5 separate regions of the Homo sapiens genome follow, and regions 2, 3, 4 and 5 are each linked to region 1. The links are chromatin loops, found by intact Hi-C in ENCODE. Cell type or tissue: PC-3. All regions are shown on one strand. Region 1 has its middle 180 kb from the start of LINC00494. Region 2 has its middle 11 kb from the start of LINC01523. Region 3 holds the start of LOC124904921 (a long non-coding RNA gene). Region 4 holds the start of LOC105372636 (a long non-coding RNA gene). Region 5 holds the start of LOC105372637 (a long non-coding RNA gene).

Region 1 (5,000 bases):
CTTTAAAGTCCAGCAATTTTACTTGAACTTGGTGTTGGTCATGATGGGTCACTATTCACAGGATGCAGCCTGCTCTTTTAACAAATAATTTCCAAGGTTTTGTTTTTGGAAGTTTTTTTGAATTATTATTTTCGGTATTTGTATTGCTCCCTTGCTGCATTGTCTTTTTTTTCCTTGAGAGATTCCTTTTATCTGTAAGTTAGTTCTTGTCTCTATCAACACAATTTTTTACCCTCTCTCCTAATTTTTGCTTCATCTGACCCTTCCGTCCACTATTATCTTCTCTGCCTCCTAAAATCTTTAAGACAATTATTTTATCAACAATCCCCCCTTCTCCCTAACATCTCCAGATGACTCTCCCAGTCCCTCCACGGACCAGCCTTGCCTGTAATCTGACTCTCTTTGAGGACAAGCAGCCCCTCTCCAAGGAAGCTCTCTTTGTTTCCCTCACAATTCAGGCGCTCCAAGTCTAGAGGCAGGGTCAGCCCCCTCTCTGTTTTTCATGACAATCAATATATCACTTTCCTTCTTCCTATTTCAAAAGCACATCTTGCTTGAAGCTCTTGCCATGTGTCTTTAACTCCCGTCCAACATTCTCCGCCCCTCATCTGGAAACATCCCACTCAGTCCCCTTTATTCAGTAAAGACTGAAGCTCTTGGCTCACTCTTTTTTTTTTTTCAATCTCATCTAAGGCCCTAACATCCACTCAGGTTCCAATCCTGGCTCCATCCTTTATTAGATCCATTACTGTGGGCCAGGTGCTGAATTTGCTTGTGCCTCAGTTTCCTCACTGGCAAAATAGGACTAAGTGGTCCTTACATAGTTGTTGTAATGATTGAATTAAAGTGCAGAAATGCTCAGAACAGTGCGTGGCACTAAATGTAGTCTGTTATTATTATTATCATCATTTAAATTTTTATCTGGCTTGGCTGGAGGAGCACAAGTAGGCCCTTAGCTGAAGCTGAAATGTGAAGACTTTTTAAAGAACTCTGTGATTTGATTTTGGTGTCCCAGAAGGTAGCATCCTAGAGGTATTAATTTATAAACCATTCACAGGAAATAAAGAATAAAATGTAACTCCTTGCAAGAGGGCTTGTTTATATATTTTATAAGTAGACTTTACCGCTTCCAACTACTGATCAAACCAGCTCGCCATCAACTCATGATAAAAAGTCCTCATTGGTAACAATAGGGGAGGAAACAGGAGCATTTCCTACATCCACCTTGGTGATTACCAATGTGTGAGACCTTTGCAGACCCATGGATGTACCAATATCCTCCAAGGGTGTGTTGGCATGGCCACCTCCTCCCAAGACCTCCCCATACCACACATCCCCCACCACCGGCATCTCATGCCCACACCATCTGATATGGTTTGGCTGTTTCCCCACCCAAATCTCATCTTGAATTGTAGTTCCCATAAGTCCCATGTGTCATGGGAGGGACCCAGTGGGAGATAATTAAATCATGGGGCAGGTCTTTCCCGCGTTGTTCTCATGATAGTGAATAAGTCTCATGAGATTTGATGGTTTTATAAAGAAGAGTTCCCCTACACAAGCTGTCTTGCCTGCCACCATGTAAGAAGTGACTTCGCTCCTCATTTGCCTTCCTGCATGATTGTGAGGCCTCCCCAGCCATGTGGAACTGTGGGTCCATTAAACCTCTTTCCTTTATAAATTATGCAGTATTGGGTGTATCTTTATTAGCAGCATGAGAACAGACTAATACACACCCTCTCATCCTCCCTGAACTTTCCACCGGCATATTCTATCTCTGGATTTCACATCATCACACAAGGCATTTTCTGAAAACTCCTGTCACCCCCTCCTAAAGTGATTTGTCACCAGCAAATAGAGTGATGGGAGGAGCCTCTTTATTAACCAAGAGATGATTCATAGGGCTGCACACAAAGCCTGTGAAAAGCAATGTTTATTTTCTTGAAATGACATAAAACTATCATTAATCATCCTACCCAACCCATCCTGAGCGACCTCCTCGCTTGTTTTAACTTCTACAAATTAATGTAAATCACTAGATTCAGGGTGCATATTTGGAGTGGAGGGTCAGAAGAGCCGGCCAGAAGACCTTTGCTTCTGTTTCTATAAAACATCATACACTAAGAAAAAAACACATTTCCATTTCTTTCTTTCCTATAATTGGTCAGGGGTCTTCCAAACTCGAGTCTGTTCTTTGTGAACCAACATAGCAGAATTTAATTTTGTACCCCTTCTCCCCTCATAGCTAAACCTTGAACTTACCGACTGGAGTGAACAATGAGGCCACCATATGGAGGACAGCATCCTGGTCTAGAAAAACAATCTCCATAATGCACCAGCCCATCCAAAAACAGACTGAAATTATATGTTGAAGCACAGTGGAAATTTCCTCCTGCATGTTTTATGTAAACAAGTTCATTTGTTCATTCAATGAATCCACAGTTCTTCAAAGGCTCTGTTTATATTAAAAGAAAGAAGCAGAAAAATTTGGATTGGCGGGCAGCCAGCTCTACACCTACAGAGTTGTCAAGCTGTTAGAGCAACATTCGGGAGCTCCGATGTTTATGTTGAGATGGGCTTTTAAGCCAAAAGTAAAATATTTTTTTTTGGATGAAACAGCCAGATATGTGAGCAATGGACTCACATCATCAGAGACAAAAAGACCAGTGTTTTGCAAAAGGGCAGAAGCTGAGCTGGTGATGGGCCTCAGACCTTGCGCAGGGCCCGAGGACTCTGTCTTCTCATGTCTATGGAGCAGCATCTCAGGGGTTTCTACATTAGACAGCTTTAAAGTAACAAAGAAGAGCGAGTGTCTGAGGTTAAGACCTTGACACACGATGGTCTCTAGGCTGCTGACTTGAATCCTCAGGAAAAAATCTACCCACCAAAGGCCTAAAAGTTGGGTTCTTTCCAAGTGTGATATTTTATATTTACTATTTAGAAGACCATGCAGTAATCAAATAGCAGCTTCAAGAGAGGCTCTATGAGAAAGAGTGTCTTGTATCCATCAGGATTCTGTGGTTGCAAGTGACAGAAAATCCTACCCCAGTTGGTTTAATCCAACCAAGTGTTTCATTGAATCACAGACTTGAAGCAGGATGGGGATTTTTGCTTTGGGTGTGGCTGGATCCAGGAACTCAAAGGATGTCACCATGTGGCTCTTTTTCTCTATTTTTAAACTGTGCATTCCCCTGAGTTGGCTATATTTTAGGGTAGATGTTCACTCGTATGAAGGTGGCCAGCGGCTGCTCCAGCTCAGCATCGTAACTTCTCAGCAACTGCAGTGGAAAGAGAGCACTGCTCCTGCAGTTACTGAGGCCGATACCTGAGAATTGGCCTTTAGTAACTTTAACTGGGTCACATGTGCATATCTTAACCAATCACTGTGGTCATGGGATAGAGACTTCTGATTGGTCAGACCCAGGTCACATCATAGCCCTGGACTCAACAAAACTACCTGCACAGGGAGTGGAGGAGGGGTGGCTCGCCCAGGAAAATAGGGTTCATTACAAGAAAAAAGGGAAGCGTATTTGAAGCAAGGAAAATTTGGTCTGAAAAACATTTAAAATTGTAAAAAAAAAAAAAAAAAAAAAAAAAGAAAAAAAAAACAGAAGGAAATTGGGTATGTTTACTTTGAGAATGAGAATAATCATGATTATGACGAATCCTGGAATCTTAAAGTTAGCAGCATCTTCCCAGATTGAGACCAATAGTTTCCAGACACATTTTTTTTTTAGAGCCACAGACCTCTTTTGTCAAATAAAATCTAAAGTCTGTGGGAACGTCCATGATGAAAACGGATCGACACTAAGCTATTTAGTTAAAAGAGGAAAAGGGTAAAAGGAGGAAAAAGGCCCAATGTCCCACCCTCTTAGTTCTCCCAATTCTTCCAACATCAGCTCTTCCTTGGAAATTGAGGGAAGACAATAAAAAAAAACTGCTGGGGCTTCAAAGATGACTTTAGGGAGTTAGACCCTGACCAAGAATAACATTGACTCATACCAAGAAAAACTTCTTCCCAGATCAATTCTCTTTCAACCTCATCAAGGAGAAAGTCAAAGGTTAATGCTAATACATTTTAATAAATTTCATAGCCCTTGCTAATACTCATTTGAAAAATCAGAGGTCAGGTTATCAGGATCACAGTGCTCTGTGGGTATTCGGCTAGAATTTACTATCAATATTTTCTTCTTACTGCTTTTGTTCTTACTATTTCCTTCTATTTAGGGAAATGATTCTGGTTTTCCATTTTATGATGATGACATTTACATGTGTGTATTTTCTTATTTTTTCTTTTCAGTGAAATTTTTTTTTGTATTGTGGCAAAATATACGTATCACAAAATTTATCATTTTCACTATTTTAGGTGGAAAGATCAGTGGCATTAGATGCTTTCACACTGTTGTGCAACTATTACCACATCCACCTCCAGAATTTGTTTATCTTCTGAATGGAAACTGTATACCCTCTGCAACTCCTCACTCCCTCCCTGCCCCTAGCCCCTGGAAAGTATATATTTCTTTTAAATCCATGTATATAAGTAAAACACACAGATGTAGGCAAATAAAAATGTTTCATAGATTACAGTACAGATGGTGCAAAGGGAAATGGATAAAATTGTGAGAGATGTTTGGAAAACACTAGAGGAGCTTAGCCCTCCTAAAGATAAAACCCTGTCTACAGTATCCCTGCAAACTCACAGCCATGGTTCGAACCTTGGGAATAACAGAGTTTCCTCCTTTGCAAGATGGCCTGTTTCATTTTGCACATGGTTCTAGAAAGTTCTTCCTTCCATCGAGCTTTGGCCTGAGGACTGGCACTGCACCAACGGGTGGTGATCTTTTTCCTTTCCCACTCTAATGACTTGGATATTCGGGTTTCGTGGCCGTGTTAAAGGTCTCCCTTCTTAGCTAAGTATCCCATGTTTGCTTGCAGATTAACACCAATGGTGCCGTGACATCGAGGGACCTTTTCAGCCTGCCCAACCCTGACATTCCCATCTC
Region 2 (5,000 bases), 210 kb before region 1:
CCTGACAGCCTGGAGGTGTGACCAGATTTGCTGGGGGGAGACGGACATGGTTTTGACAGGGGCAGGGCCAAAGTGGGGCAGGGCCAAACAAGGCAGGGGCCAGGGTCATGCAGGGGCGTAGCCAGGATGGGGGTGTGGCCAGAATGAAGGCGGGGCCACTGTGGAGAGGGGCCATGGTGGGGGCTGAACCTTGCTGCAGGTTGTAGAAGCGCTGAGCCCATATAAAGGATCTGCTAGCCCTTGACCTTCCCCAGGTGTCTCATATTCCCATCACTGATGGTTCATTCTCCCATCTCCCATTGCGCTGGCTGCTTTTCATTGAAGTTGTGACAACTGTCATACTAACTCATTCCTTTGGAAAAGGCTACTGAAAAGGTGCCACCCTGGAGATGCTACTCAGGAGAATAACCCTGCTGGTGACTGCTTTCACCTTCTGCCCCTGAAAGGGCTTGACTGTGGGGGGTCTGAGCTACCCTACAAACATCGTCATATCCGAGGGAACGCAACATTGAGTAGCAAATAATAAACACCATGACAGGTCAAGAGACAGACTGCAGAAAGAAAGCAAAAGCTTTCTTATTTTAGTACCTATAATGACATTTTGTTCTTGCTTTTGAGCATGTGGCCTACATTTTCATTTTGCACAGGCTGTGAAAATTATGTACTTGGATCTGCTGGGAGAATGTAATAAATCTACTAAGAGTCACCCTCATCCTCTCTGTCCCGCTCTCCTGTGTCTCTCAGAGTCAGCAGAGGGCCTTGTCAGAGCACAGTCCTCCCGCAGTCTTCCTCATCTCTGTAAATCGCAGCCCCACCCTCCCAGCTCTCAGGCCAACACCTGGGAGTCATCCTCCACTCTTCCCTGCCTTCCACACTCCGCTTCTCATCCATCAGCAAGTCCTGGCAGCTCTACCTGCAAGGGATCTGCAGTATTGGACTCCCTCACCTCCTCCACTTTGACCACATGGCTCCGGTCACCATCACCTCCACCTGGCCTCCCTGTTGGTCTTGCTGCTCCAGCTGTTGCCCCACACCCCCAACCTGTCCTCAGACACAGAATCCCATTAAAAAGTAAACCAGACCACATCCTGTCTCTGCTCAAACCCTCCAATGGCTCCCACTTCCCTCAGAGTAAAAGCTGAAGTCTTCACAGGGTCGCCTAAGGCCTGAGATGACCCATCTCTCTCTCTGCCCCACTGTGACTCATCACCCCTCTGGCCTCATCTTCTAACACCCCTTGGCCCCAGCCACACGGGGCTCCTGGCTGCTCCTCAGCCTCATCCCTCCCCTCGTGTCTCTGGACTCTGTCCTCGCTATCCCCTCTCCTGCATCGCTCTGCCCCCAGGCCCCAGGCAGCTCCCACACCTCCTTCCAGGGCCCAGAATTTACACCAGATACACAGTTTTCTGCACATTTGAACGAATGAACAAAAGAAGGAATGAGCACATGCTTCCTCAGCGGGGAATACTGCTCCCAAGAGGGCCAGAGCTGGTTCCTGGAGGTGAAAAGATTTTTCTCTCATTATGTAAAAATACAGATGTAGGCACAGTGCATAAACCATTTTGCGGTATTTCTGTAGTATTAAATTCATGGTGGGGGTGAGTAAGAAAAAAACCTCTATGAAGGTTCCTTAGGGGTTGATCATGAATTAAAGGTGAGAAAGGCTGAATTAGAGGACAGTCCGCTGAAATCACAGGCTTCTCTCCCACACATTGCCAGGGCATTGGGGAGGCTGTGGAAGACAAATCAAGATCCGTGCAAGTGCCTGAAAGAGTCACAGCCATTCTTCCTGGCGTTTAATAGAAGGAATGCCTCGGTGCTTTGGGGAAACCTTTTTTTATTTCCTGCCAAGGGACAGAATTACAAAGGATGATATTTGCATTTTCCTGAAGCCTCTAATTTTCCCATTCATCACTTGTCAGAACCTGAGGCCCTTCCTCAGCTTATGGAATGTTTGCAAACACGTAATGATCCCTTTTACCAAAGAACGTCACAGGCTCCACATGGAAATGTGTTTGTGTTGCAGAGGCTGCTAATTTAATGCATTAATGTCACTCTGCACCATGGCGGGGTCTCAGGGCATCTCATGTCACCGTGAGCGAGCTGGTCTAAGACACAGGAACCATGGAAACCATCCCATGCCTGGTTAGTGAGTAGATGCGCAGTGGGGCGCCGTTCACTGCCTTGAGGGTGAATGTGGACTCCAGGAGCGAGGGCCAGGCCTTCTAGAGCTCCACCCACCCTGAGATCACAGGCCTGGCTCAGGCTTGCTGGACTTGCCCAATGGGGAACTTTCAGGGGACAGTTTAACCATCCTGAGGGGCAGACAGACCAGGGAGAGGCCAAAGGCACCCGTGGGGTTCCCCCAGGACCGCCATGAATCCCCTTCTCCTCCCTCTCTCCATCAGTGCCTCTGTCCTTCCCACCTGCCCAGCCCAGGTGCCAAACACCGGCCTCATCCGAAAAGTCCAACTGGGCCCAGGACAGTGATTCCCAGACCCAGCTGATCCCGCAGGGAGCTTTGGGTCCTGCTGGTCCCTGGGTTCTGGTGACAAAAGGACATGCAGGAAGGCAAAGTCCCCTCTGGATTTTTCATCATGAGCCACCCTAGGTGCTGCGCACCGCCAGGCTGCCTGATTCCACCAAGAGAATCTCAGGAAATGAAAAATAAGATTTTAGTTGTTAAATTTCAGGCGTCGGGGCTCTTTGAGAGATTGAAAACACCTGGAGGTTGGGTGCACAATGGAGATGGGGCTGTGGGGACGTTTCCTATTCCCAGTGGAATCCGTGATTATTTACCGAGCAGCCTGGAGAAGCCCAGTCTTCACGGAATGGAAAAGCTGAGCCGGGTTTTCATGCACAAACCGGAAGCCGGGTGGCGCCCTCACAGCAGAGCTCCTGACCTTCCTGCCTCGCACGTCCTGGCAGCGGGAGGGCGGCTGCCTTGGACACAGTTTATTGTGTGGCGAGGAGGGAGACAGGAGAGTACGGGGCAAAAAAACCCCAACAAATGGCTACGCCTTAAAAACTTACTTTCAAATGCCCAGTTCACGCAGTTTTCTGGCATTTTACCAAATCAGGCAGGTTTTTTTTTTGGCTTTTCCCACCGTGTGACTCGGTCTGCCTTGCCCTGCCCCACCCCTGCTTGGGCAATCGTGCCCCCCGCTGAGCTCAGCAGCCTGGCGTGAGGTGAGGTGTCTGTGTGGCTGCTGTTAGCAAATCCACCATTCCGGGGGCTTCCCTGGATGGTGATGTGGCTGTTCCCCAACTTGCTCCTGGCCCAGTGACCCGTGGTGGCTGTAGGAGCCGCTGCAGGGTTCGGGCAGCAGTAGTGAAGGGCTTTGCTGCTCTCTGCAGTTTCGATGTCGCCCTCATTGTCCATTTCCTCAGCCTAAGGAGACCCGGTGGCCTGATGGACTTGGCTTCGTTCCTTCTTTCAGCTCAGGGGGACGTGCATTTTTCCTCCTTTGAGTCGAATTAGCAATGAACTTCCCCTCCCCAGATGGACAGCGTGGCATCGTCAGGGCCCAGCTGCAGCTTTCCGGGCCAACGGGTCTTCGTGCATTGTCTGATTTGGTTCTGACAAGCATGCGAGGCCGTGCGGTGGTCATTATACCCACTTTACAGATGAGAAAACACAAGGTAAGGAACTCGCCCGAGGTCACAGGGATGGCTGGATGTAAAACAGACTCCTGCGTGTACAGATATAGAGATTGATAAGAAGAGAATTTCAAATCTCAGCCAAAGCGAAGGTCAAGTCAATGCTCTTGGGGACGTTCCCTTCACTCCCCAGAACGTTCCAACATGGCCAGTGAAGACACTGTGTCCCCGTAACCCTGGGGGAGAAGAGGACGGGGTTAATGAAAAGTAGAAAGTTTCCTCTTTCCCACTGTTGGAGATGCCGGCGTCCCCACATCACCGTCGGCGCTGCATCTGGTCCACTTCTGGGACCCATTTGGGTCCCTGGGCCGGGGCTTCCTGTGGATGAGCCGGGATCACACAGCGATGTGGGGTTGCTCAGGGCGCCCCGTTCACTCCAGAGTGACCCCTGACCCAAAGCCAGTGCTGGGTGTTTGCGGAAACTGAAACCAGGGCAGGTCTGAGTCAGACCCTGCAGAACAATGAGGCCTTTTGTGCAAATGAGGCGGGGGAGGGGCCGGGGGAGACCAGGAGCTTCCTGACGGGGTCCGCAGCACAGGTCACAGCGAGTGAATTCAGGAGGTGACCCTCGAAGGTCAGGTCACAGCCGAGCAGCACAGGCGCTGAGCTAAGTGTCCACAAAGGAGACGAACAAAGCGGCTGCTGTGGGAACAGAGTCAGTGTCGGTCAATGCTGAGTCCAGGAGCTCGGGCCTGCCGGTCGGCGACGGGGGCTTCATGCTGGCTCCCCCAACAGTCAGGAGGGCCATGTGCTGAGGAGGGAGGGTCCTCAGCGTCCCCAGGATTGCTGGTGGGTTCACCTAGTGGAATCGCAGGGGTGAATCCACTAGTTGAGATATTTTTCTCCAATGGATATTGAAGTGAATAAATAACTATTGATATAAAAATATACTTCCCATATTTACTTGTAAGTAAATTCATCAGACCCCAAAATACCCATGACTTCACGAGCCAGAGGTTTGCTTCTATCCCATGTGACAGCCCCGGCGTGGGGGCCCCCTGGCTGGTTGGGCAGCTCCCGGGGCTGAGCCTCGACACTCCAGTCCTGTGATCTGTCATTGACAAAGGCTGTTTTTGTCTACCTGGTCCGAGGAGGTGCAAGTCACATCAGACAGGAGGGAAGAGGAGAAGGGCAAGTGGAGCGTACCCATTCATTTAAGGGTACACTGGGAAGGTACACACCAGCTGCAAGGCAGAATGGGAAATTCAGCTTTGGTCCGGGCAGCTAAACTTTGGGATTTCCAATGTGAAATGTAGGGGATGAGGGGTATCAAGGGTCAGCCCGCAGCCTCTGCCCCCTCTATGTGCTCCTGGAAGTCATCTACTCTCCTACCAGGGGAT
Region 3 (5,000 bases), 390 kb before region 1:
CCCCGCCCCAATTCATGCCAATCCAGAAACTCAGAATGTGACCTTATGTGGAATTGGGGACCTTGCAGCTGCAGATAGTTAAGATGAGGGTGTAATACTTAGATTAGGGTGGACCCTAATCCAATGATTGGTATCCTTCTAAGAAGAGAAAGTGGGGGCCAGGCATGGTCGCTCATGCCTGTAAACCCAACACTTGGGAGACCAAGATGGGTGGATCACTTGAGGTCAGGAGTTTGAGACCAGCCTGGCCAACATGGTGAAATCCCACCTCTATTAAAAATATAAAAAGTAGCTGGGCTTGGTGGTGTGCACCTGTAATCCCAGCTACTAGGGAGGCTGAGGCAGGAGAATCACTTGAATCCAGGAGGCAGAGATTGCAGTGAGCCAAGATTGCGCCATTGCACTCCAGCTTGGGTGACAGAACGGGACTCTCTCACAAAAAAAAAAAAAAAAAAAAAAGAGACAGAGAGAGTGGGGACGTAGAGATACAGGGAAGAAGTTCATGTGAAGGAGGAGACAGAGATCAGAGTGATGCTTCTGGCAGCCACCAGCAGCTGGAAAGACCCTCCCTGGAGCCTTTGGAGGAGTGTGGCCCTGCTGGCACCTTGATTTTGGACTTCTGGCCTCCGGAACTATGAGAGAGTCAATTACTGCTGTTCTGAGTCACCCAGTTCATGGTTATTGTTATAACTGCTCTAGGAAATGGATATGCCCATCAATGAGTTGGGGCGGCGGGGGGGGCGGGGGGTCACTCCTCTTCTCCCAGGGTGAATGAGTGATGGTGACAGTGGAAAGAGATGTCCCCACGGTGACACCAGAGCAGGAATCTCAGCCCAGGCCCCAAATCAGAGATTCTGATTTAATGGTTCAGTGATAGATCCAGGCCTGGGTATTTTTTTTTTTAAAAACAAGTTTATTGAGGTATAATTTGCATACCATAAAATTCACCCATCTTAAGTGTACCATTGAATGATTTTTAAATGTCCCAAGTTGTGCAACCATTACTGTCATCTGGTTTTGGAACATTTTCAGCATCCCAGTTCCATCCCTTACGGGCATGGGTGGTTTTCAAAGCTGCCTAGGTGGCTCCAGCCTGCGCCAGGGCTGAGAACTCCCGCTCCCTGGGGAGTCCTGGGGGAAAAGGAGAGTGGTATAAGGTTTCCCCAGAGGTGCTCAGGACTAGTTGACCCTGAAATAAATGTGTAGGTAACTTCAAAACATGCCAGTAGGCATCCACAGAAGCAGTTTTGGTTGCGGTGGTGGGGAGAGGGTGGGAGGCCGGCTGCCGAGGTGCATGAAAGCCCATCTGGGCTGTGGACAGTGTCTGGGGAGGGGGTGACGAGGGAGGTGCTGGTCCCATTTCCACCTGGCTGGAGAGAGCACTGTGTCCACTCCCCAGTGCATACATCCTATCTGCCCTGGAAGTTAGGGTGGGGGGATGGGAGATGGGAACTGGGGTTGCTAGCAGGGAGTCAGTGGGTGTGAGGAGGCCCAGCCTGGCCCCTGCATGGCCCAGAGTCAGGTATGTGAGGCTCACTGTTCCAGAGGAGTGAAGCACCACCCCCAAGAACACATAGTAAGGCTAACACAGGGGAGAAGAGGACCCAGGGCTTTGACTCTTTTATTTATTTATTTATTTTTGAGATGGAGTCTTGCTCTGTCGCCCAGGGTGGAGTGCAGGGGTGTGATCTCGGCTCCCTGCAACCTCCGACTTCCTGGTTCAAGCAATTCTGCCTCAGCCTCCCAAGTAGCTGGGATTACAGGCACACGCCACCACGCCCAGCTAATTTTTGTATTTTTAGTAGAGATGGGGTTTCGCCATGTTGGCCAGGCTGGTCTCAAACTCCTGACCTCAAGTGATCTGCCCACCTCGGCCTCCCAAAGTACTGGGGTTACAGGCGTGAGCCACCGCCCCCGGCCTCTACTCTTGTTCCACCTTGGCGCAGCTCCCTGAGCCCTGTACAACCCTGGACAGAGGCTGGGGCCAGCTTGGTCCTGATCAGCACCCAGGGCCGGTCTCTGCTGGGCTCCTGCTGGAGCATTTCCTTGCCTGCCTTCCAGCAAGACCTTGCCTTGCCACGTGAGTCTGACCTGAGCAGTGTCTTCTGTCCGTCACAGCCTGGTCCTCTGCCAGGACTTGATGGAATCGCTGCCCACTTGGCACCCAGGTCTGTCCTCACCCTGCGATGGCTCTTGGGTGACTCATCAATTTGTGCTTATATCCGGTCGTCTGTGGCTCTGGCAGGTCCTGGTACCCACAAGGGCTGGGCTGCCAACCAGGCTTGCAGCAGAGGCCTCTGGGGTGAGCCTGGCTTATCCTAGTCGGTTCCCCTTCACCTCAGAGCGAGTGATTTATGAGTATCACAGCTACTGCTGATTGAATATTCACTGCACATATATGGGACGTCAGCTCTGAGTAGCAGATCCTTGTCGGTAAACGGACTCCCAGATCTCCCCCAGCCTTGGATCCTTTCAGGACCACTGCGTGGATCACATGTGAGTGTGAATGTAGAACAGAAGGATAAGGCATTTTCTTCTTCATTAATCATATTCCATGCTAGCAACCTTCCAGAAGTTTCCCCTGTGGCTAAGGAATATGTAACAGGTACTGGCTGTTTGCAGCTGCATTCACTCAGGGTCATAAGGCATCACACGCCTGGCTATTGGAGTTCTCAGCCGGTGGTGTCTGTTTAGGCGATTAGTGAATTAAGGGCTTGTTTCTTTGACTTCAACAAGGGACCACATCCCAGTGGGCAACTAACAGACACTATTTGGGATGGATGGCCACAGGCTCTCTGTGTCAGCGGTGAAGACCCCCAAACAGGCATTGTTCTTGGGTTATCCACAGGCTGAGTTCTGACCCTGCAGTGTCACTGCAGAGCAGGGAGCCAGCCTCCCCGGGAGGACAGGCTGACAGGGAAGACACCTGAGCTGCTTTGTAGGGGAGCTGCTGTCCTGGTAGAGAAGGGGCTGCTTTGTGTTTTGTGTTTTTTTTTTTTTTGTTGTTGTTGTTTTTTTTTTTTTTTTTTTTTTTTTTTGAGTCTTGCTTTGTCGCCCGGGCTGGAGTGCAGTGGTGCGATCTCGGCTGACTGCAACCTCCGCCTCCTGGGTTCAAGTGATTCTCCTGCCTCAGCCTCCTGAGTAGCTGGGATTACAGGCGCCTGCCACCACGCCCAGCTAATTTTTTGTATTTTTAGTAGAGATGGGGTTTCACCCCGTTGGCCAGGCTGGTCTCAAACTCCTGACCTCGTGATTTGCCCACCTCGGCCTCCCAAAGTGCTGGGATTACAGGTATGAGCCACTGTGCCCAGCCTGCTTTGTGTTTTGGAGGCTGCCTGCATGGGTTCCAGGAGGGTGTTTTGATCAAGGTGACTTGAGGGTGCAGCAGCCTTGGACATCTTTGGTGACATGTTCATTTATCCACTCATTTGAAAAATCTGTTTAAAGTTGCCACCAAGTCACAGTAACTGTATCAAGACCCCAAGGCCCAAAAAGGTGACTTTCGTGACCCCTTGCTCCCAGGGGGCCTAGAGTCTAGTGAGCAAAAAAGATACAAGTGAGCTCCACAGAGTTTGTGACAGAAAGTCTTGTATTTTCCACCACCTACCTCCTTTTTCCCTTTGATTGGTTTGGGTGGTCACGTACCCAGCTCAAGATCACTGAAGCCAGTGGTCCTCGAAGTGTTGTCCCTGGACTGGCAGCATCTGCATCACCGGGGAACTTGTTAGAAATGCCAAATCTTGGGCCCCATCCCAGTCCCACTGAATCGGAAACTCTGTGGGTGGGGCCCAGCCATCCCTGCTTTAACTAGCACCGCTTACCCTGCGCCAGTCATATGCGTGGGCACTTGACTGCTTCTTGCCAATGAGATGTCAGGAAGTATTTGCTGGGTTTTGGGGAAGTCACTTTCTTCCTGTTAAAAAGGCCAGAATCTTGGAAGGAGGGGGCCTGCCTCATGCCCCCTTCCTGCTGCTCTATGTGTGGTCCTGAGCGCACATATGCATGGCATTGAAGAGTCAACGTATGGCCAGGAAGGGCAATGTCACTGTCACCAATCGGCTGAGCCTGACTGAGCAGAAAAGACCAGCCCAGGGAGTTCTTATTAACAAGACAGCAAATGCTTTCATAACATTGCTACTTGTAGCCAAGAGCACCCCCAACTGATCCAAGTTCATGAGGTTGATAATGATGTAGGTATGACCAGAACATCTCCCTGGCTTATTATGATGTTGCATAAGTCCTTTTCTTGCTCTGTATCTTTGTGACATCTGTAGTTCAAAAACCTTGGCCAGACCAACTTACACCCTTTACGATGGCTACTGTCAAAAACCAGAAAATCACAAGTGTTGGTGAGGCTATGGGGAAATTAGAACTCTTGTACACTGTTGGTGGGAACGTAAAACCTTTGGGTGCAGCCACTGTGGAAAACAATATGGCAGTTCCTCAAAAAATTGAACATAGAATCACCATATGATCCAGCCATCCCGCTTCTAGGTATGTACCCCGAAGAACTGAAAAACAGGGACTTGAAGAGAGATTTGTCTCCCATGCTCATAGCAGCGTTATTCACAATAGCCAAAAGGTGAAAGCAACTCAAGTGTCTATAAATGAATGTTTAAGATGGTAAATTTTATGTTTGTATATTGTATCATAACTCAACATTTTTTTCCATGTCCATAGAAATGAAATAATAAACTTCTTTAAAATTAAACTTTTTTTTTTTTTTAAGAAACATGGCTGGGCCTGGTGGCTCACACCTGTAATCCCAGCACTTTGGGAGGAGGCCAAGGCCGGTGGATCACTTGAGCTCAGGAGTTTGAGCATGGGCAACATGGCAAAACCCTGTCTCTGCCAAAAGCAAAACAAAACCATAGGTTAACTGGGTATGGGTGCACGTGCCTGTAGTTCCAGCCACTTGGGAGGCTGAGCTGGGAGGATCGCTTGAGCCCAGGAGGTCAAGGCTGCAGTGAGCCATGATTGTGCCACTGTGCTCCAGCCTG
Region 4 (5,000 bases), 340 kb before region 1:
CATGTCACCTCCTCAGAGAGGCCTTCCCAGACCACCCAAAATGAGACAGTAGCTCCACCCCCATGACTCTTTATCCCATCTCCCAATCTGTGTCCTTTGTTGTATTTTTCACAGTCTGAATGATGTTTATGTGTTGACCTGCATGCTGTCCATCCTCATAGACTGGAACTTCCTGAGAGTGTCATGAGATCAGATGGCTCTTACTCACCGCTGTGTCCCAGACACCAGCACAGCAGCCTGTGTTTAAAGGTGGTCCGTCAATGTTTGTTAAGTGACTGGACAGATACGGAAGTGGACGGTTACACTGACAGTTTTTACAGGGGGACGTGTTGCTTTGCCTTTGACTTGTTCCATTGTCCTCGTATGTAACGTGGGCCTGACCGGGAAGAGGTGGTGCCTGGACATGACGAAAAACTTTCACACGATCTGTCGGACAACAAACCACATAAGTATCCCTTCTCTATCCGTTATTCTATACCTTCATGGATAAATCACTAGACCTCACGTGGGCACAGGAATTTTGAAATATATTTTTAAACAAATTGCTAATGTAGACAGCGATCCTAAAATATAGAGAGACATATAGACATTCACCCGAGCCCTGCACACTCTACACATGACTTTGCAATCCATCCTTCGAGGAAGTCTGCAGTGAAGACGGCCCTTCAGAACTGCGAAGAATTGAGTCAAGGGGCTGGACCTTTAGACCCCTGTGTTTACTACTAGTCTTTGGAGATGGAGGGACCCCAGGAAGGGTGACTGGGCAAAGCAGCTCCTGTCAGCCAGGGGCATTTTCTGGGGAGGGTCTCAGCTGTGAGCTCTCAGCAGGCAACCCCCTGGGCAGTGGGGCATGCGTGCCTGCTCCTGAAAGGGGATGTGGGGGACACATCCCAGCATCTGCTCCAAGCCATGAGTCTTTCTCACCCGGGCCATTGTGCAAAAGCTTCCCGACAGGCCTCCCTTCTTCCACTCTTGCCCTATTTACCTATTTTCCACACAGCAGCCAGAGGAAGCCTGTGAAACCCAGGTCAGGTCCTGTGCTTCCTCTGCTCAGAACTCTCCATGGCTCCCGCGTACTCAGAGTAAAACCCGGAGCTTCATGATAACCATGAGGCCCGCAGCTTCTGCCTCCAAGGCTTCTCTGGCCTCACCTCCCGCTGCTCCTCTCCTCACTCGGCCGCAGCTGTGGCTCCCTCCCCGGTTTTCCGGGAACATGCCAGCACACCTGTTGCTGGCTTTGTACTCACTGTTTTTTTGCCTGGAAGGCTCCACCCTCGATGTCATCCTGGCCCGCAGCCTCAGCTCCTCCAGTCTTGGCTCAAATGGTGGCTTCTCAGCAGGGTCTTCCCTGACCATCCTACTGAAAATCAACAACCACCTTCCATAGGGGGCTGAACAAGGGCCCCCCATATGTGTCCACATTAAAACCCCTGGGCCCTGTGTGTATGTCCATTGCAAAGGCGCTTTGCTGGTGTAAAGTGAAGGATCTTGAGATGGAAAGATGACTCTGGATGACCTGGGTGGGCCCAGTGTAATCACAGGGTCTTTATAAGAGGAGGGCAGGAGGGTCTGAGTCAGAGGAGCTGTAGTGACAGGGCAGAGACTGGAATCATGTGCTTGAGGATGGAGGAAGGAGCCACGCTCCCAGGAGTATGAGGGGCTCAAAAGAAAATACAGGCCAGACCAGCACTTTGGGAGGCCGAGGCGGGTAGATCACTTGAGGTCAGGATTTCAAGACCAGCCTGGCCAACATGGTGAAACCCTGTGTCTACTAATAATACAAAAAACATTAGCTGGACCTGGTGGTGCGCATCTGTAGTCTCAGCTACTTGGGAAGCCGAGGCAGGAGAATCACTTGAACCCAGGAGGCAGAGGCTGCAGTGAGCCAAGATTGCACCACTGCACTCTAGCCTGGGTGACAGAGCGAGACTCTGTCTCTAAAAAAAAGAAAGAGACAAAGACAGAGAGGAAAAAAAAGGAAGGAAGGAAGGAAGGGGAAGGGAAGGGAAGGGAAGGGGGAAGTGGAAGGGGAAGGGGAAGGAAGGGAAGGGAAGGAGGGAGGGAGGGAGGGAGGGAAGGAGAGGGAAGGGGAGGGAGAAAGAGAAAGAGAGGGAGAGAAGAAAGAAGGAAAGAAAGAGAAAGAAAGAAAGAGGAGGGGAGGGGAGGAGAAGGAAGGGAAGGGAAGGAGGGAAGGGGAATGAAAGGGAGGAGAAAGAGAAGGGAGAAAGGAAGGGAGGAAGGAAAGAAAGGAAAGGAAGAGAAGGGAAGGGAGAAAGAAAGAAAAAGAAAGAAAGAAAGGAAGAAAGGAAGAAACAAAGAAAGGAAGGAAAGAAGGAAGGAAATACAGACACTGAAAATGCAAAGAGTCCTGCCCTCAGGGCATCCAGCAGGAGCCAGCCCTGTTGACACCTTGACTTAGCCCAGTGAAACTGACGGCAGACTCCTGACCTCCAGAGCTAGGAGAGAGTCCATATGTGTTGTGTGAAGCTATCAGGTTGGTGGTGATTCGTCATAGCAACCACAGGAAGCTAACACACCCTCCCACATACCTGGAGCTTCCTATCCCCAAGCCTGCTGAATGTCTCCCTGTAGCATGGATTAGCAGCTGACATGCATACCTTTCACTGATTTGTTTATCCCTCTCCACTTACTGAATGTGTGCTCCATAAAAGCAGGAATTTTGTTTGTTGCAAGATCCCCTGCACCTAGCACAGTGCCTGGCAGATAGCAGGTGCTCAGCAAACATCCTCTGCAATGCTGCACTTGAGTCCTGAGGAGGGAGACGGAGCAGATCCTGGGATGAGCCAGGGGACAGAGCTCCAGGCAGAGGCAGCACCAAGGGTAGAGTCTGAGTCACAGCCAATCCCATCCTTCTAGATGGCTGCTGTAGGACCCATGGATAAAATTCCTCCTAGCCCTGCCTCCACAGAGAAGTCCCTTCAACTGAAGCCATGGAAGCTGGAAACTCACTTAAGAGCCCCTACAGTGAGAGATTAAGAGCATAGACCCTGAAGCCAGGCTGCCTAGGTTCAAATCTCAGCTCTGCCACTCACTAGCTGAGTGACTCTGGGCTAATTAATTAACCTCTCTGTGCGAATTTCCTCGTCTACAGAATAAGGATAATGATAGTGCCCATCTCATAGGGCTATTGTGAGGATTGAAATAGCTAATGCATTTAGCACAGTGCCTGGCACACAGTACACATGATCTACTGTTCCTATTTGGGTGGAAAAGTCCAGCAAGTTGCAAAGATTGCTAAAAAGCAATGAGAATATACCAGGGTGTCTAAACTGACAAGCAAAGGGTATGATTAAAAGACAAGCCAGGTTGGCAGCAGAACATTTGCTTTCCTTGGCCTGGGCCACAGACAAGGAATTGAAAGGTAGCCTGGCAACGCTTTGAGAAAAATTAATCACCCCTGTTGCCTGCCTGCCCCTGCCCATCCCATTTAACCTGCATTCCCCCGCCCCCTACCCTACCCCTAAAGGGATCCTGGAGCCTCCTGTTGCACAGGCCGGGCTGTGACATCCACAACACACCCCAGCTGGGCCCAGCAAGTTGTTTTCCAGCCCCATCTGCCCAGACACAGCCCTGTGAAGAGAGGGCCGAATGCAGAGCCAGGGCTGTGTTGACTGCAGAAGGGACGGAAGAAAATAGATGGGGTGCGGTCTGCACAGTGGGAGGTTGGTGTGTCATGTGGGTCTCACATGTGGCTTCCCTCCAACAAGCCCCCTGCAATCCCCGCCAGACGTAAGGAGGGAGGGGTGAAAGTGGGGTTTCCGCCAGAGGCAGCAGAGCTGAGGAGGGGCCCAGGCTGCAGGGACCTGTGTACAGGGCATGAGATGTCACCGGGGGCTTCCTACATGAGATGCAGTGAGTCATCAGGGTGCAGGGTGGAGGCTCTGAAGGAAGAGCCCAGGGGAATACAGGAAAAAGGTGACCTGAGAATCCATCAGCCACCACCCCAGTCCTTCCCTCCTCTGTCCAGGAGCAGGGCCAGGGCCCAGGAGACAGGGTGAGCTTTCTGCAGGAGGGACACCCGCCCTGAGAGGAACCTGGGCTGTCATAGCCGCACAGACACTGCAAGCCAGGAGCAGTGGCCACACCCGTAGAGCAGGGGTATCAGAAGGGGGCAGAAACACAAGCTTGTCACCTGAGGGCTGGGAGCATCTGTCTTTGTGGTGACCAAGGGGAGACAAAGCAAGTGACGGAGACGCCTTCTCTTCAGCAGTGGTTCCCTCTGCAGGTCTCCAGGGACAGTGGGTCTGAGGGGCAGGAATGGTGGGGGGCTGTCATGGGTGCCGCATTAGGATGTCCCCTTCTACCCTGAGCAGCAGGCAGTCCCCTCGAGGATTCCACGTCATCAGCCTCTGGCCCGAGGGCTTCCCAGCGCCTCCCTTTCTCCGTTTTGGGTGACTTGGGCAGGCACTGGCGTCTACATCTGTGCACTCTTGGCACCTGGTGGGTGCGACCTGGGCCCTCCCATCAGACACACTTCAATCTCATCCCACACAGCCCAGGGCCAGACCTTGGCACCTCATGCAGACTCAGACTACGCACCTGGGATCCGGGCACTGAGACTGCACGTGGCCTCTTCCCAGTGTCTCAGAGGGAAATGAGGCTGGAATTTCTCCTGGGACACTGGACACCCCGCATCTCATGGTGCTGCATAAGAGGATGCTTGGCCCTGCATCCTCCCTGCAATAACCATCATTTAATCAGGCCAGAAGAAGTGGAGAAGGCGCGGCCCATGGGACAGCCATGTGTTCAAAAGCAGCCCCCACCCATGCACAAGCAGCCCTCAGAGGTGTCCAGGCAGCTCCAACCAGCAGATAACGGGCACCCAGAATGTGCAGAGCCAGCCCAGATTGCAGCCTGGATCTCAATTTGCAAGAAAGAACTTGCCAGCTTGAGCAGCTGCCACGAGTCCCAGCGGCTTGGCAGTTTCTCCTGGAGGCTGTTCGCAGAGCCAGACCAGGGACGGGGTCTTGGCCACTATG
Region 5 (5,000 bases), 230 kb before region 1:
TAAATTTCATTCTATAATGCTGAACCTGAGACTTTACATTTATTCTTCATCAAGTTTGTTTCTTGCTGGGTTCCATCCACTTGGGATAGCAGCCTGGGCCCAATCAGGGGATAAAAACCACACAGTGATTTAAACAGAGAAAATGTTACGTAAGTAAATATTAAACTATGATAAAAGAATAACTGTAGAATATTTTAAAAAGTATATATGGCTCCCTAAGGCTAAGAGAATGAACCCTAGGAAGGACAAGCTTGGAAAAGGGCCCCTTCCTATGGATGGGGTTTAGAGCTTCTTGTAGAAGGTCATTTGCTGACCCCTGGCTTAGCTTATTGGTATACAGGAAGAGCACCTAACACAGTCACTAATATTCTAAAGTCATCAATCCCTTCTCTCCATCTCCACTGTTGCCATTTTGGTCCAAGCCATCATCATCTCTCAACTGACTATTGCAGTAGTCTCCTGACTAGGCTCTTGGTTTCTGTCTTGACCCTGTATTAGGTCAGGTTTCCTAGAAGCAGAGCCTATGACAGATGGCTTATGCATGTGACTTATTGAGAAGCTACTCCTGAGAGAAGGGAGTGAGGGTGCAGAATAGGTCAGGAAAAAAAAGCTAAGCAAGGAAGGAGAGTAACTTCAGCCTGGTCCCATGGAAAGCCCGGGAGCATGAACTGTACCCCAGAGGTCCCAGTCTGAGGCAGGGGGCTGGCATTTGCATCTCCATGCTAGTCATTGGCTATGGGCTGCCCTAGGATGAGCATGGGGGTTGCAGCTTATTGGACAAGGAAGTTCTCATGTGGCCTAGGGCAGTACTCTGGGGAGGGGGACACCTGTGAGCCATTTTCAGACACCACTCAAAACGGCTGGGGCAGGCCGGGCGCGGTGGCTCATGCCTGTAATCCCAGCACTTTGGGAGGCCGAGGCAGGAGGATCACCTGAAGTCAGGAGTTCAAGACCAGCCTGGCCAACAAGGTGAAACCCCGTCTCTATTAAAAATTCAAAAAATTAGCTGGGCATGGTGGCGGGTACTTGTAATCCCAGATACTTGGGAGTCGGAGGCAGGAGAATCACTTGAACCTGGGAGGGGCGGAGGTTGCAGTGAGCTGAGATTGTGCCATTGCACTCCAGCCTGGGCAACAAGAGCAAGACTCTGTCTCAAAACAAAAAACCAACATAGTTGCACATGCTCAGTAAGGGGGATCCACGCAAGGGTCTGATAGCATCCACACCCGCTCCAACCGTCTATTAATAGACAGTGGTCAAGGTGGTCCTCCTCTTCAAGTTCAGGTTCAGGTTCCAAGACAGAATGGGTCAGTCTTGTAATGGGGACTGTGAGATTTGCTGGGCTGCTGTAGGATCTGCCAAGGGACATTAGAAGAAAGGCAGGAAACCACACTGGGGTTAGAGTCCCACAGAATTTTATTTCAGCTCTGGCCCTTTCTGGCTGTGAGGTCTTGGGTGAGTGTCTTCTCTCTCTGGATGCATTTCATCACCTAAACATGGGACACCCACACCTGCCCAAGGGATTAGCTCTGGGATCATCCTCTGAAGCCCACCACTGCTGCTGCTGCTTCATGCATTGGCACTAATTTTGAATGCCTTGTTGGATGTTCACATAGGTTAAAAAGCTGCTTGAAATGATCTGAGCCCAGAACTGAAATCCATTTTACATAGAAATAATTTTTATTTTATTTTATTTTTTTTACTGTTTTAAACTGAGTTTTACCACACTGTTCCCATGGTGTAAACTACGGGAAGATTGTACTCTGTTCTTTTCAGGATTTATTCAATGTTGCTCACCTGTTTGAAAAAAATCACCTTACCAATGGCAGAGCCTCTTGTGGTGTCTGAGTTGCCCAGAACAGTACAGCTGTAGTCAGTCCGCATCTGTGACTTCGTTCACTGTGATTCTGCATCCAAGTTCAAGCATCTGATGACATAATTACACGGTCTACCTTAGTAATGCCAGGTGTATTAGTCTTCTCAGGCTGCTATGAAGAAACACCCGAGACTGGGTAATTTATAAAGGAAAGAGGCTTAACTGACTCACAGCTCTGCAGGGCTGGGGATGCCTCAGGAAACTTACAATCAAGGCGGAAGGGGAAGCAGGCTTGTCCTCCTTCACATGGTGGCAGCAAGGAGAAGTGCAGAGTGAAGTGGGGGAAAAGCCCCTTATAAAACCATCAGATTATCCTGAGAACTCATTTACTGTCACGAGAAAAGTATGGAGGTAACCACCCCCGTGATTCAGTGACCTCCCCCCAGTTCCCTTCCATGACACGTGGATATTATGGGAGCTACAGTTCAACGTGAGATTTAGGTGGGGACACAGCCAAACCATATCACTAGGGCACTTACATGTTGAACTATGTTTTGTTTTATTATAAATTCCTTTCTTTTTCTCTTTATATCCCTCTGGGGAAATTACATTGTTTAAGAAAATGCCTGTAGCTAGGTTATATTTTCTATGAATTTCATTTCAGTTGAGTAAAGGGAAAGTGATAAAGTATTTGTGTTAAAAGCCTGGCATTGACTCTGACAGAGTCGAGAATCACACATCTACAAAGAATTAGCAACATCTTCTCTTTCCATAGGAAACCCATAGCCTCACTGAGAGACACCTTGGAGCTCTTTGTTAGTTTGAGCCACATTTTACAAGGAAGGACTCTTTTCTGTCCTCTCCCAACTGCTATCCTTTGCTAGGACTCCTTAAGAGGGAGTATTTTCCCTCTTAAGGAGTCTGCTGGGGACCTGTGTAATCATTTAGCCCACATCCTGGGCCATGTCAGCTCTCCTGGAATTGTCCCTACTAGCGTTGAGTGTGGCTGTCTTACTCCCCTTTGCTGGAGGAACAGACCTGGACTTCTGCCAAACTGAGGTCCCTGCCTGGTGAGTAAGTAATTTGTTTCCTCCATAGGAGATGGAGCGACAATCAAGAAACAAACAAACACATTTTTTTTTTAAAAGGCATAAAAGCTTAGTCATGCAAATCAAGGCAGAGGAGAGAGGGTAAAGAAAATGGCCTTATTCATATTCTGCAACTTCAGCACGCCCTGGCCCATGGGCCGATTTCTATTAAAACACTCAGCCTAGAGCAGCCAACACTCCGGCTCATTAATAAAGGTTTGTCCCAAGTGGAGTAAACACCACCCGTTCCCAGGACACCCAGAAGCAGAAAATTAACCAGAGGTGAACTGGGTCATTAGCTGCTGCACAATATGGGTCATCCTAGATTAATTTAGTTCCCTTCAACTGGAGGCTCAAAGAGAGTGACCGGTTCTCATAGCGGGGAACAGTGACTTAGCAGCGTGTTGAGGTCTCTTGGATACCAGGCCAGGAGCTGCCATTATGATTCATGGCGCCTCTGACATCACTCAGTGGTTTTGTGATGCAAAGTTCACATGTCTGAGCACACATAAGGGACTCTGTGAATATGTGTGTATTTGTTGTGTGCATGCCCGCAGAATGGGATACAGAGACTCACTCTATTCATCAGGGATTTGTTTTAATCAGGTATGGTAAGACCCCCAGACACAGAAAGTACTGTCATCCGGGAAGACATTCATTACATTCTAGGTCCCGAGAAACGGGAGACATGGCATGCTCTGCGGGGCCGCACGGGGAACCCTGGGAACCCGGGAACCGTGCTCTGCGGTCCGCACGGGGAACCCGGGAACCGTGCTCTGCAGGGCCACATGGGGAACACTGGGAACCCGGGAACTGTGCTCTGCGGGGCCACACGGGGAACCTAGGAACCCGGGAACACGGGAACCGTGCTCTGCAGGGCCACATGGGGAACCTGGGGAACCGTGCTCTGCAGGGCCACACGGGGAACCCGGGGAACCGTGCTCTGCAGGGCCACACGGGGAACCCGGGGAACCGTGCTCTGCAGGGCCACACGGGGAACCTGGGAACCCGGGAACCGTGCTCTGCAGGGCCACATGGGGAACCCTGGGAACCCGGGAACCGTGCTTTGCAGGACCACATGGGGAACCCGGGAACCCGGGAACCGTGCTCTGCAGGGCCACATGGGGAACCCTGGGAACCCGGGAACCGTGCTCTGCAGGGCCACATGGGGAACGCTTCCTTTCAAGAGGAAGAGGGAGGAAGTGAGACATGAGCAAGAGACTTTATTGAGGAATGAATGGATAGGCAGTCACCAGGCTCAGGGTTGTGAGTGTGAGTCACTTCAGCAGGCTCTGGGACATAGGGGCTGTTCCTAGTTGTCTGGTACCTGGCCCTGGAGAGGGAGAGCCCAATAAAAGAGGTGGTTGGGGCGTGTGGGCTCTTGATTTGTTTTTCATTTGCAAGACATGCTCCAGATGAGTTGTTTCCTGTCTCTTAGGAATTGGCAGGCATGGGAAGAGCACGCTGTCCAGGGTCGGCAAGGCCTGGAAATGTCAGAGCATCAGAATACTGAAAATAAAAGACATGGTCAGTACTCATACATAGACATGACACACACATATACACACATACGCAGACTCACACATGTCAACAGCTGAATGAAAAATGTCTTTCATTCCTGGAAGCAGGAGTCATATCACTTTCTCCAAAGCATGTCTTTTTCTATGCAATGGTGTGCTTTAGGTGCAAGAACACTCGAGAAGCGGCAAAGATAAAGTTAAACAAATCCAAGTGTTATAATTCTGCATTATGCATATGTTTTGACTTTTCATCTTTTATTCAGAGAGTAAGATAACCAAATAGAGTAAAGGAAGCCCAGCCAACCAGCTCAGTTTCATGTGGGCAGAACCAGCAGGAAATTGAAAGGGGAGAGAAGCCCCTTGCCAAAGCCGCCTCCACTTGCACTGGGAAGCCCACCACAGGCCACCACCTGGGCTGGGAGATTTGTCAGCAGGCGTTGGCCTGTGACAGTCACACTTCCTGCTCCTCAGTCTGAGATGCCCCAACCAGATGGCGGAGGCCCGATGGGGAAGGAGCAGCCTCCACGGAGGCCCGCCTGGTTTTCCAGCCTTGGACTTGCAGCCGGGACATGAGGG

Evidence for each region. A loop is a pair of places that touch in the nucleus more often than their neighbours do. Peaks named below come from ENCODE experiments on the same cell type or tissue, not always from the same donor. Only the 100,000 strongest peaks of a DNase experiment are listed, where the experiment ranks them.
Region 2: a loop joins it to region 1, with 3 times the contacts of the local background. A loop is called at or near these places in 4 of 110 quality-filtered maps.
Region 3: it touches region 1 in a loop (8-fold over the local background); 12 of 110 quality-filtered maps call a loop at or near these places.
Region 4: a loop joins it to region 1, with 7 times the contacts of the local background. A loop is called at or near these places in 9 of 110 quality-filtered maps.
Region 5: a loop joins it to region 1, with 6 times the contacts of the local background. A loop is called at or near these places in 3 of 110 quality-filtered maps.

The regions. Positions count from the first base shown.
Region 1 is chr20:48,178,355-48,183,354 of GRCh38, forward strand. No RefSeq gene overlaps it. Among named protein-coding and RNA genes, the nearest start is that of LINC00494, 180 kb to the right of the region's middle. In PC-3, no CTCF peak of the experiment used is centred here; DNase peaks (open chromatin) are centred at 1,887 and 2,477; H3K4me3 peaks cover 510 bases; H3K27ac peaks cover 2,374 bases.
Region 2 is chr20:47,969,499-47,974,498 of GRCh38, forward strand. No RefSeq gene overlaps it. Among named protein-coding and RNA genes, the nearest start is that of LINC01523, 11 kb to the right of the region's middle. RefSeq lists enhancers at 681-1,182, 1,183-1,682. In PC-3, a CTCF peak has its summit at 2,904; a DNase peak (open chromatin) is centred at 4,123; H3K27ac peaks cover 4,459 bases.
Region 3 is chr20:47,793,337-47,798,336 of GRCh38, forward strand. It overlaps LOC124904921 (a long non-coding RNA gene), which reads right to left and starts at 3,913. Exons shown (of 3, transcript XR_007067619.1): 1 at 3,822-3,913; 2 at 3,608-3,704. The region is part of intron 1 of LOC107985401 (a long non-coding RNA gene); the gene reads left to right. In PC-3, no CTCF peak of the experiment used is centred here; a DNase peak (open chromatin) is centred at 2,155; H3K4me3 peaks cover 178 bases; H3K27ac peaks cover 2,995 bases.
Region 4 is chr20:47,841,932-47,846,931 of GRCh38, forward strand. It overlaps LOC105372636 (a long non-coding RNA gene), which reads right to left and starts at 1,338. Exons shown (of 3, transcript XR_936785.3): 1 at 1,248-1,338; 2 at 209-426. RefSeq lists a silencer at 81-281. In PC-3, no CTCF peak of the experiment used is centred here; DNase peaks (open chromatin) are centred at 300, 2,470 and 2,810; H3K27ac peaks cover 4,610 bases.
Region 5 is chr20:47,947,415-47,952,414 of GRCh38, forward strand. LOC105372637 (a long non-coding RNA gene) reads left to right here and starts at 3,396. Exons shown (of 7, transcript XR_936793.2): 1 at 3,396-3,510; 2 at 4,343-4,431. RefSeq lists enhancers at 3,823-4,382, 4,995-5,000. In PC-3, a CTCF peak has its summit at 2,711; DNase peaks (open chromatin) are centred at 1,997, 2,857 and 4,217; H3K27ac peaks cover 3,832 bases.